Linked DNA regions of Mus musculus: region 1 is linked to region 2. Evidence: chromatin loops called from intact Hi-C (ENCODE). Cell type or tissue: left cerebral cortex. All regions are shown on one strand.

The links. Hi-C counts contacts between places; a loop is a spot of excess contacts. Peaks named below come from ENCODE experiments on the same cell type or tissue, not always from the same donor. Only the 100,000 strongest peaks of a DNase experiment are listed, where the experiment ranks them.
Region 1: a loop joins it to region 2, with 2.6 times the contacts of the local background. A loop is called at or near these places in 4 of 42 quality-filtered maps.

Annotation. Positions count from the first base shown.
Region 1 is chr1:40,535,646-40,540,645 of GRCm38, reverse strand. It overlaps Il18rap (interleukin 18 receptor accessory protein), which reads right to left. Exons shown (of 13, transcript NM_010553.4): 8 at 3,523-3,588; 9 at 1,299-1,422. Among named protein-coding and RNA genes, the nearest start is that of Il18rap, 23 kb to the right of the region's middle. In left cerebral cortex, a CTCF peak has its summit at 2,886 (motif pointing left); a DNase peak (open chromatin) is centred at 2,867.
Region 2 is chr1:40,019,502-40,024,501 of GRCm38, reverse strand. It overlaps Map4k4 (mitogen-activated protein kinase kinase kinase kinase 4), which reads right to left. Exons shown (of 32, transcript NM_001252200.1): 27 at 4,824-4,958; 28 at 3,318-3,418; 29 at 1,648-1,797; 30 at 983-1,142; 31 at 53-192. Among named protein-coding and RNA genes, the nearest start is that of Il1r2, 63 kb to the left of the region's middle. In left cerebral cortex, no CTCF peak of the experiment used is centred here; DNase peaks (open chromatin) are centred at 505, 1,568 and 2,696.

The DNA.
Region 1 (5,000 bases), 520 kb before region 2:
CTTGATGTTAGAACCTCTTGCTGAATGGCGTTTCCCTCAGTAAAATCTTTCCTTTACTGTTTATCTATACTTTTCAAAATATTACATTAGTCCAGTGAAATCCTTGAAAAACTAGAGAGAACATGCTGTGGATTCTTATCTGGAGGGGTTTCTAATACAGAAAATTGGTAGGACACATCTCCAATTGACATGTCTGACTGGCCATGATGGGTCCCAGATCCTTTGCTCTAGGATAGAGACTTACTTTTCTAGACATTGGAGGGCTTGGCTCTGAAGGTCTACAGTTTTCCTTTCAACTGGTCAAGTTCTCTCTCCTATAAACTCTGGGGAGTCTGTTAGTCACAGATAACAAATGAAGTCTAGTTATCATAAAATGTTTCAGCCTGCTAGTATTCCAAGACAGACATCTCTCCTCTAAGGCTCTATTCCAGGGTAGAGCCATGTCACCTATTCTCTTTTGCCAGAATCTATGCTATGGTGCCATTTCCTTAGCACCGAATAAAAGCAGAGTTGAAGATTTGGTGGGGCAGGAACCACCCTCTTTAGTTTGCTTTTAGAAAAAAAAAAAAAACCCTTTTGTGGGCTGAGGATTTGGCCTAGTAATAGAGTATGTGCTCAGCACAGTGGATGTCCCTTTTACCAAGACAAAATATGAAAGCTTGGGATATTGTTCAGTTGGTAGAGTGCTGGCCTAGAATGCATGATGCTCTTGGTTCAAACCCAAACATACAGAGGATATTGTGGTACATGCCTCTAATTTCAGCATTTGAGAAATTAAAACTTCTCCCACATAGAGAGTTTGAAATACATGAGATCCTGTCTCAAAAAATTAAATTAAATTAAATTAAATACACTTTAACATGGTCTAAGGTATTTGAAACCATTGTGCAAACATCACAGGGTATTTAACACAGGCAATATGTCTCTAACATCACTAGGTGATACAGTCTTAGGGGGTCTACTATTATATATAATTCCATCATTGACTAAATCTTCTGTATATCTAGTTTACTTTATGGCCTCATAAAGAGAAATGAGAAATGGAGTGCCTCTGAATTTTAAATAAATATGATAGATGAGAGATAAGAGAGAGAGAGATAATAGACAGATGATAGATATTTGATAGATGGATGGATGGATAGATAGACAGACAGACAGATAGTGTTTACATAGTTTTATTTTCACACTAGTAGGCACAAGTGACTACCCCACCACCATAGATTCTGTTTAGCAATTTCTAAAGGTTTGAAAGCACTAGTTTTGGTCATGATCGGTCATGATCGCAATCTTTTTCTTACCTTTTCTCCTCAAATACTGACATTTCCCACTCCTGTGTAGATTCTTTGACATACCACTTTATCACAGGCTTTGAAAGTCTTTGGAAGCCAAACTGTACTCTGCAGGGGAGAGTTAAAGGCTTTCCTGAAAATGCAGAGGTCAAGAAAACAGGAGGTGAGCGTATCAGAACATTGATGTGATGGGGAAGGACCATAAGGCTGCATCAGGATGTAGGCAGGTGTCCGTCAAGTGGGTACCAGGAATAGCCAAGCATTAACACATCCCACTCAGTAACACAATTCTGCTTACAATTGTCCCTTGTAGCTAAGTTGTGTGTCTCAAATGTGTAACTATGTCCTAACATGAGGAAATTCACAATCAAGTTGGAGCTCTGTGAACGGACTGCTCTTGAACCTAGTCTTTAACATTAGTGATGATGTGTAAGATATATTAAAAAGATCATTCGACTAGCTGATAGTTACATATTGAATCAATGCCATGAGGTTGCCGTGAATGGAAATTCTTTTATAGAGCAAACAAAAATACACACACACACACACACACACACACACACACACACACACACACCTTACACGGAACCTCTGCAAGGCCAATTAATGGTTAGAACTTTCATGATCGTCAAAGGATTAGCATGCTCCAGGTCTACAGCATTGTAACAATTGATCTTGGGCCTTCTCACCCTCCTTAACAGTCATTCCTTGCCCACCTCCATAGCTGACTTAACATCCTTATAACGATTAGGATGTATTAGTTTTTAAGGAATATACTAGCATAACAGACCACTGGCTTCTGCCAACCAAAATGTTAAAACTGTCATCAAACAGCTGAGGTCTCCCTAATGGGCTGCAGCCTGTGTATCTGACCTTTTCCCCATTGTATTTGAAAACAGTCTGAATTTATTAATTTCTTTTTCCTGTTACCATAAAGCCTTATGAAACTGTTACCTCATTGGAATATGGATTTGGGGTAACCCAAATCTGTGTTCCTGGGTCACACTCAACTCACATCAGACTCCAGAATAAACAGCCTGTTGTCACCTTTGAGAAGAGAACTGTGCTTTCTCACAGACATTACTATAGCTATAAAAGGCCCAAGATAAATTGTAACAAGGCTATGGAGCTGGAGCATCTAACCCTTTCCATGATCATTGAGGTTCTTGCTATCAACTGGCCTTGCAGAAGGTTCAGTGTAAGGTGTGTGCAGTTTAGGGAAGAAATCATTTAGATTCTCAGGGGTTCAGCATACCACACAATGGATGAATGGGTGAATAGATGGATGGATGGATGGATGGATGGATGGATGGATGGATGGATGGATGTGCCATACATGTTATTGGACTACCCTTCCTCTTCCTACCCTTTCCATTCCCCAACCACTAGTGCAGATTATCCTACGTTTAGAATTGACTTGTGTATGAGTGGGTGGGGAATCCCTTTGCAAGCTCGTCTTTGGATCTTGATCTTTTCTACTAGAGATGCCTTAAGATTCACTGATGCTATATACAACCAGGCTGTGTGTTTTTCTGCTTTCCATGCTCCAGTTTTTCCTCCCTTATGTTCCTAGCCCCCGGATGTGCCACTGCCGCCACCTACTGATCTTATGCTGTCATAATAATTTGTTTAGATTTCTTTGTACAAAACTTAAGCCATTCACATTTAAAATGGTAACTACTGCACCGAAACACCACCATTTTCTTTCAAGCATAGCAATTTCTACTCTGCTATGCATAAAACAATAAATATAGTTGACAAAATAAAAGGCAGCCAGAATAAAGTCAATGTCTCCTCTATCCAGAAGAAGGCAACATTTTGGAATCCATTTGAGCAAGAGTTGAAGTGTTTTTCTATAATTGTCTTAAGGAATAGCCCAAGAGTCATGGTCACAGGGGTCAATGCTAACTTGATGAGTTCATACATCATTACCTACATGGAAACCTGTGCATCTAAAATATAAAACCATTTCATCTTCTTTAACTCACCAGGCACTTAGAATGTGTTTCTTCATGCTACCTCAAAAGAAGATCAGGATGCCATAGTGAGGGGCAAATCTGATCATTGATGCTCCAGATTAAGAAACCATGAGGGGCAACAAAACTCATCAGGGCCAAGTGAAGGTACACAGCGAATACTCTAGCTCAAAAGTCTAATCACTCTTCATGTCATCCTCCGATTTCCTCCCTGAAGCGCAGGGGCATCCAGGGATGGTAATAACCAGGTAGCTTACCAAGCTCTACGTCCAGTGTATCTGTAATGGGATCCAGAATTTCCGGCTTCACATTGATGTCCTTACCTGAAAGTTGAAAAAAAAATTCACCCTTTGCGTTGAGAAGTCTGAAGGCCTGCTCACTGAAGTTTTAAGGGCTATTACATCAACACTCATAGAAGATGCTGCTGCTATGTATCAAAAGATGGCCTAGTCGGCATTCACTGGAAAGAGAGGCCCATTGGAAACGCAAACTTTGTATGCCCCAGTACAGGGGAACGCCAGGGCCAAAAAGGGGGAGTGGGTGGGTAGGGGAGTGGGGGTGGGTGGGTATGGGGGACTTTTGGTATAGCATTGGAAATGTAAATGAGCTAAATACCTAATAAAAAATGGAAAAAAAAAGAAGATGCTGCTGCTCCTTTTGATTTTCTTTCTTTCTTTCTCTCTCTCTCTCTCTCTTTCTTTCTTTCTTTTTTAATTTTATGCAGGATGCATAAATCTTGGATTTGGGATTTCTACTCAGAAGGTTGCTTCCTCGGGGCTGAGGAGAGAGCTCAGTTGGCACAGCGCTTACAACAGCACAAGTTGCTGAGTTTGATCCATGGACCTCTCAAAATATTGCCCTCTCCCCCTTTGGCATGGTGAGCATGCTTGTAACTCTAGTGTGGAGAAGTTGAGTTGCACAGACACCTGGGGCTCACTGGTTAGACAGCCTGGCTTACATGGCAAGTTAATGGGCAGTGGGAAATTCTGTCTCAGCAGAAACTGATGGGTTATACCTGAGAAGTAAAACCCAAGTTTGTACTCTGGCCTACAAACACACATGTGCACACCCACACATGCCCACACACACACACATGCACACATGCACGCAGGCACGCATGCAGGCACATACATACACACAAGCTTGCCCATGAAATGACTGGTACACCAGGCTACAAATGTTAGGTAAAAACTAGTTCTTCATGAATCCGTATTTCCTGTGGTACATGGTCTACCTGATCAGTCCTGTTCACTGCAGACTTGAACTTCCATTTGTGTCTCCTACAGGAAGGTTTCTTCTTGTTGCCATTTGGCTGAGTCACCAGCCAAGAGGAAGAACCCACCCAAGGAACCAAGCTTCCAAACCATCCACCCAGCAACCCTTAAACTCACGGTTTACCTTAGAATGAAGGCGCAGTGCGTCTCCTCTCTGGTTTTACTTGCCCTTTCCCTTCCTGCCACAAAATTCCAAATGCACCTCCTTCAAGCTTTCTCTTGAAGGTGTTCTATCTCCCATGAAAAGCTGTGGTTTCTACCACAACACCTTGGCTCTCAGTTCTCATGGGCTTCCTCACTCTCAGTCCTCAGAGTCTTCCTCACCTACCTGGTTTCTCTCAAGCCATCAGCACCCACAGGACTCACACAATCCTTCTCCTGGCAGTCTTGGCCTCCAAAAGTATTTTGCTAGCACACCACAAACTCTCCCTCCCATGGACACCCACCCACCAGGGTATGTT
Region 2 (5,000 bases):
AGCCACTGTACACAGCAGCCACAAGTGCCCAGACGCCGTAAGGGAGCCTTACCTTGTCATTGCGTTCACACAGGAACTTTAGTCTCTGAGCCCTTTTGTGCATAAATACACCATCCAAGTGACCAGTTTCCACAGATCGTATCTCTATTGCCTTCTCTCCCCAGCCCATTGTCTGATTCGACCGGATATATGCTTTGAGAGAGAGAGAGAGAGAGAGAGAGAGAGAGAGAGAGAGAGAGAGAAAGCATTAACGAGGAGGAGTCTTGACAAGCCACTTCAGATTCCCATGCACGGATGCTGAGTCCTAGCCCATGACGACTTGGTTTGCCAGGAGTTCTGCCTCAGTGCTAGGCATATCTCTGAAAGCCTACTTAACATGCAAGAGGCCCTGGGTTCACTTTACTCAAGTGACCAAAAGAGGGCCGTGTGCTGTCTGCCTGTTCTGTCACTGTGTAGTCATGAGTCAGTACCAGAACAAGTCAACTTCCCTGGGGTCTTTCATGCCACTTCTACAAACAGCCATGAGAGAAGGGAGGACGAATGGCGAGCAGACACACTGGGGACATAAGCACAGCCATGCAATGTCAGGCATCAGCCTCAGCTCCTGACCACAAAGCAGAAGGCTACTCAGGGGCCTGTGGGGCCTGGAACCCAGCCACTCAAGAGCAAGCAGCATTTCCTTCTCTGATTCTCTTCATGCCACACAAATTGGTCAAAAACAAAACACACACACAAACACACAAACAAACAAACAAACACCCCAAATACCTGCCCTTTCGGTAACTTAAGAGTCAGATTAAGAGGCAGCAAATGCACAGCTTTTAAAGTAGCCTAGAATGACTGGGAATTTGTTCCAACCTTCTCCCATCTGCTGATAACCACCGAACAGCCAGACAGCATGAGCAACATGCAACATTAGTACAACACACAGATGCGGTCCTAGTGGCTCCTCTCACGGATGCCTCGTCACGACGTGTCATACCTACAGATGTCGGCATCTCTCCCCACTGCAGAACCACGTCCTTGGTGATCCTTCCGTACGTGTTAACGTAAACCCCCTCGTCTTCGTAGCACACCAGCAGCTCCATCCCATCCGTGTTGGGGAGGATAATGATTGCATGGGGTTTGATGCTACACTGAATCTAGAGAACAAGAACAGGGAAGCAGGTCTGTGGTCATCTCTGGAGCTGTGAACGTGCTCAGCCAAGAATGTCCAGTGAATGTGGTAGTGCCGCACCCTTGGCCATCCCTACCAAACAGGCAAGAATCTTGGGAAGCCCATGCAATATACAACCCAGAGTCTATCATTTACAGGCTGTGTGCTCTGCTGATGCACGTGTTTGAGGTCCTGGGCACGTAAGCCGATGGCGGACTCATCTGAGAAACATTCCCAGCCCAAGGTGCTCTGCCTGACAGCAACAGTCCCAGCTCCATCCCACGTTAGTCAAAGCAAGTGCTAGAGGTCCTTCAGGGGCTTCTATGGTTCCCCAAACATGAAGCGACAGAAAACAGTGCTTCATTTAAATACTCACCCTACAGCACGGGGATGAGGAAACCCTGCTTGTGTTAGTCACTGAGCAGAGTAAAGGGGAAAGTGAAACCAAGTGAAGCCAGGCAACCAACCATAGAGTGTGGGTTCTTTCTTACATGTGTTGGTAGATAAATGTCATAGACTGAGCCTGAATCCACATCAACAGCATGGAATCCCGCACAGGATCCATAGATCACTTTCAACCTCTGGCCTTCCTCCACAGTGAGATCCACCAGTAATGGCTTATGTAGCAGTTCTCCAAATGACTACAGAGGGAATCAAGACAGAAGCAGGAGAACAAACTTACACGTCAGATGAGGAGCGAGCTGCAGGCATTTGATTGATCAAGTGGATTGCTAACTAGCATCTGCAAGGCACAGCTTCCCTCCTACCTAGCTGAAGAATGCTCTGTCCTATCCAGTTGTGTCTTGATTAGAACAGAAGGCAAGGTCAACAACAGCAAGAACGGGTACAGTACAGGGTTCGAACACTCTGAGCTGCTGTAGGGATCAAGGCACCAAGACTCTGTCAGGGTTGGTGCTATGAGAGTGATAGACTGGAGCTGTGTGACTAGACTCAAGCTGCAGTCAGTTCTTCACATCAGCACAGTTCTTAGGTCTGGGGCTCTGAGCTCCAGCAGTGGTATAAAGTAACGCTCACACCAGTATCTAGCACGTGGGAATATGAATACCAGACCCCAGAAGATGATGTAAATGATTTTATAACTTACTGTCTTTTCTCAATAATACTAGGACTTACCAAAAATGGTAACCCTCACTCTGACTCCAAGGGGAAACCAAGCAGGAAGTACCCTTTAATTCAAATTTCCCAAGTAATTGAAACTTACTCATTCAATAAACTATATCAAAATTGTTTTAAACACAATCATTTTAGATGAAATTGTTTGTTTCTCCTTACTCTCTGCTACAATGTTCCTTGATTACTGTTAAAGTTCTATACCTCAAAATAGAAATAACTATTATATCTATCTAATGCTAGAACAGTAGAAATTTTAATTAAGAATTTTATACACTGGATTTAGGGCAATCCCTAAGATAAATTACTAAAAATACACAAGAACGCGGAGCCTGTTAGTTCTCTGCAGTTTGGGAGTTGGATATATACAGACTCTGACAGCCTAGCACTGTTTCACATGCTCCCTCCTACGCCACACACCAGAGCGAATGAGACCAATTATGAGTGCCTGTGAACTCACAACCAAAACAGTCCCAAGTTTAGCACAAACCATTTTTCTGTAAATATCACAATTTTGTCAAAGTGAGTTTTTCAAATTTATATGAAAACAGGACCATATTATACATATTTTAAGTCCCTCCTTCCATTTAATGTATAGTATGTATTGCTTATATCATTAAAAGCCTGTAATTTATGTAGTTGATCTTTGTTTTGCTAGCTATCCCTGGCTGGCCTTGACCGCACAGCAATCCTCCTGTCTCAGCCTCTCTGGCATGCACTCTCACACCCAGGTTATTGCTTAGTCTTTAGATTGTACTGCCCTAAGCACACGCACGGCACAGCCGTCTCTTGTTGCGCCCTCTAACCTCGAGGCTAGATCTTCAGCACATCTATGTCTATCGGGGACCAACTACTTTTTTAGGGATGGTACAAATACCATTTTGGCAAATAAATCATCTGAGAAGTTAGAAAATAGTTATATAGCCTATTTTTATGTTAGAATAGCTGAACTGACAGCTTTGTCAGGTTAACGCATAGCTTTATATTAACTGTTCAGACCTTTAAGCCAACTTAAAACTGGCAGTTTTACCTTAAAGGCCATAAATTTGTGATATGGCTTCGGTGCCCATGCATAGACTTCCACAGAACTCTTCAAAGCAATTACCAGAAACTTGATTCTTTCATATTTTACTGAAACAAACATAAAAAGCAAGAGAAATACTATCAGTATTAACACGAGCCATAAATTCTTTTAGTTGCCATTTGCAAACTTTATAAATATACCCTCTGTTACTCATCCAAACAACTAGGAGTTGGGGTGAGAAACACAAGAGGATTTAAGCTACCCATGCAGCTTTTCCAACTCTTCAGTGTGTAATTCAGTTTCCTACATCAACTAAGACCTAATAGTTTAGCCGATAATCGTAATGTCTTAGATTTCACAGACATTTTATTATCAAGGGTATTGCCAGGCAGACAACCCTGAGGACTGGAGGGCTCACACGGACAGAGGAATATGTTAGAAGCAAACTTGTAAGCCATGTGACTCACAGAACACGCACCATCTTTCACAGCTACTCCTGCTTCCTAGTGCGATGCTCTGGCCTGCTCTGTAGCCCACCTACATGGACCTCCCAACATCACACTGCTGCTTGCCTAGGAGCAAGGACTTGCTACCAACACAGCTTTGTTAAACTTCACATGCTGTCAAATCCACAGAGTTATAAGAGGATGACCAGCGGGCACTGTTAATAGACTTTTCTGAAATAATGGAAATTATCCTGTGTGCACTGCTAATCACTATAGACCATACCATAGCTATCACTAATAATCCCTATAAGACCATACCATAGCTATAAACATTAAGGAGGTACTAGGGCCCCATGGGAACCAAACTAAAGCCTGTTAATTTCAATTAAGTATATTTTAGCCTCCTGGTCTTGGTGGGAACTCAGAATCATCCTAAATGCCAACTGTAATCATTATTAACCAGCAAACTGCCACAATGGATAAAGAAGACGACGTCAGATTACAACATCCTAGGTGAGGTGAACAGAATAACTGCGTATAGTCTGCACTGTATTAAGATATGCAAGCATATCAGTGGACTCCGTAACTGTAACCAGCTGACTTCTATAAAATTACACTGACGGTCCCTTAAAACTCTATGTTACGGCCCATTCTTTCTCATAATTTCTAACCAGCACTTACTTTTTTCTTATGGAATCAAAGTTGCCTTGGGTTTTGTTACATGACTTTGTGAGAATCACTGAATGTTCCAAGGAAGAGAAATGCCAATCACAAAACAGTTGCTAAGACAACAGACCAGCCACAGTCACTTATAAATAAGGGCATAGGGGCTCTGCACAATGTACTTAATTAAAGATAACAAGCCATGTTACCAGTTAAAGGCTCAAGTGTTCTCCTAGTGACTGTGAAGGACCTCCCAGCATACAATATCTACAAGCTGGAAAGGTGAAGGAGGGAAGAGACCTGCTGGTCACAGGACACCTCACCAGTTTCATACAGCCCAGTAACTTAAACCTGACTCTAATGGAACTCTGAAGAGCAGAGCAAGGCCCCCCGGAGCACTCACCGACTTTATAGTGCACGCACCCTTCCAAGTCGCCCACAGTGGTCCACCCCTGCTTCTTCTCAACCTCTGGATCATTATGAAGAATCTTATTTCTTAGCCAGGATAAATAGTAGACACGTAACTTATCCTTTTTGCCTAACAAGATAAACAGAAGTATTTTAAATGTGTGGTCAAAAA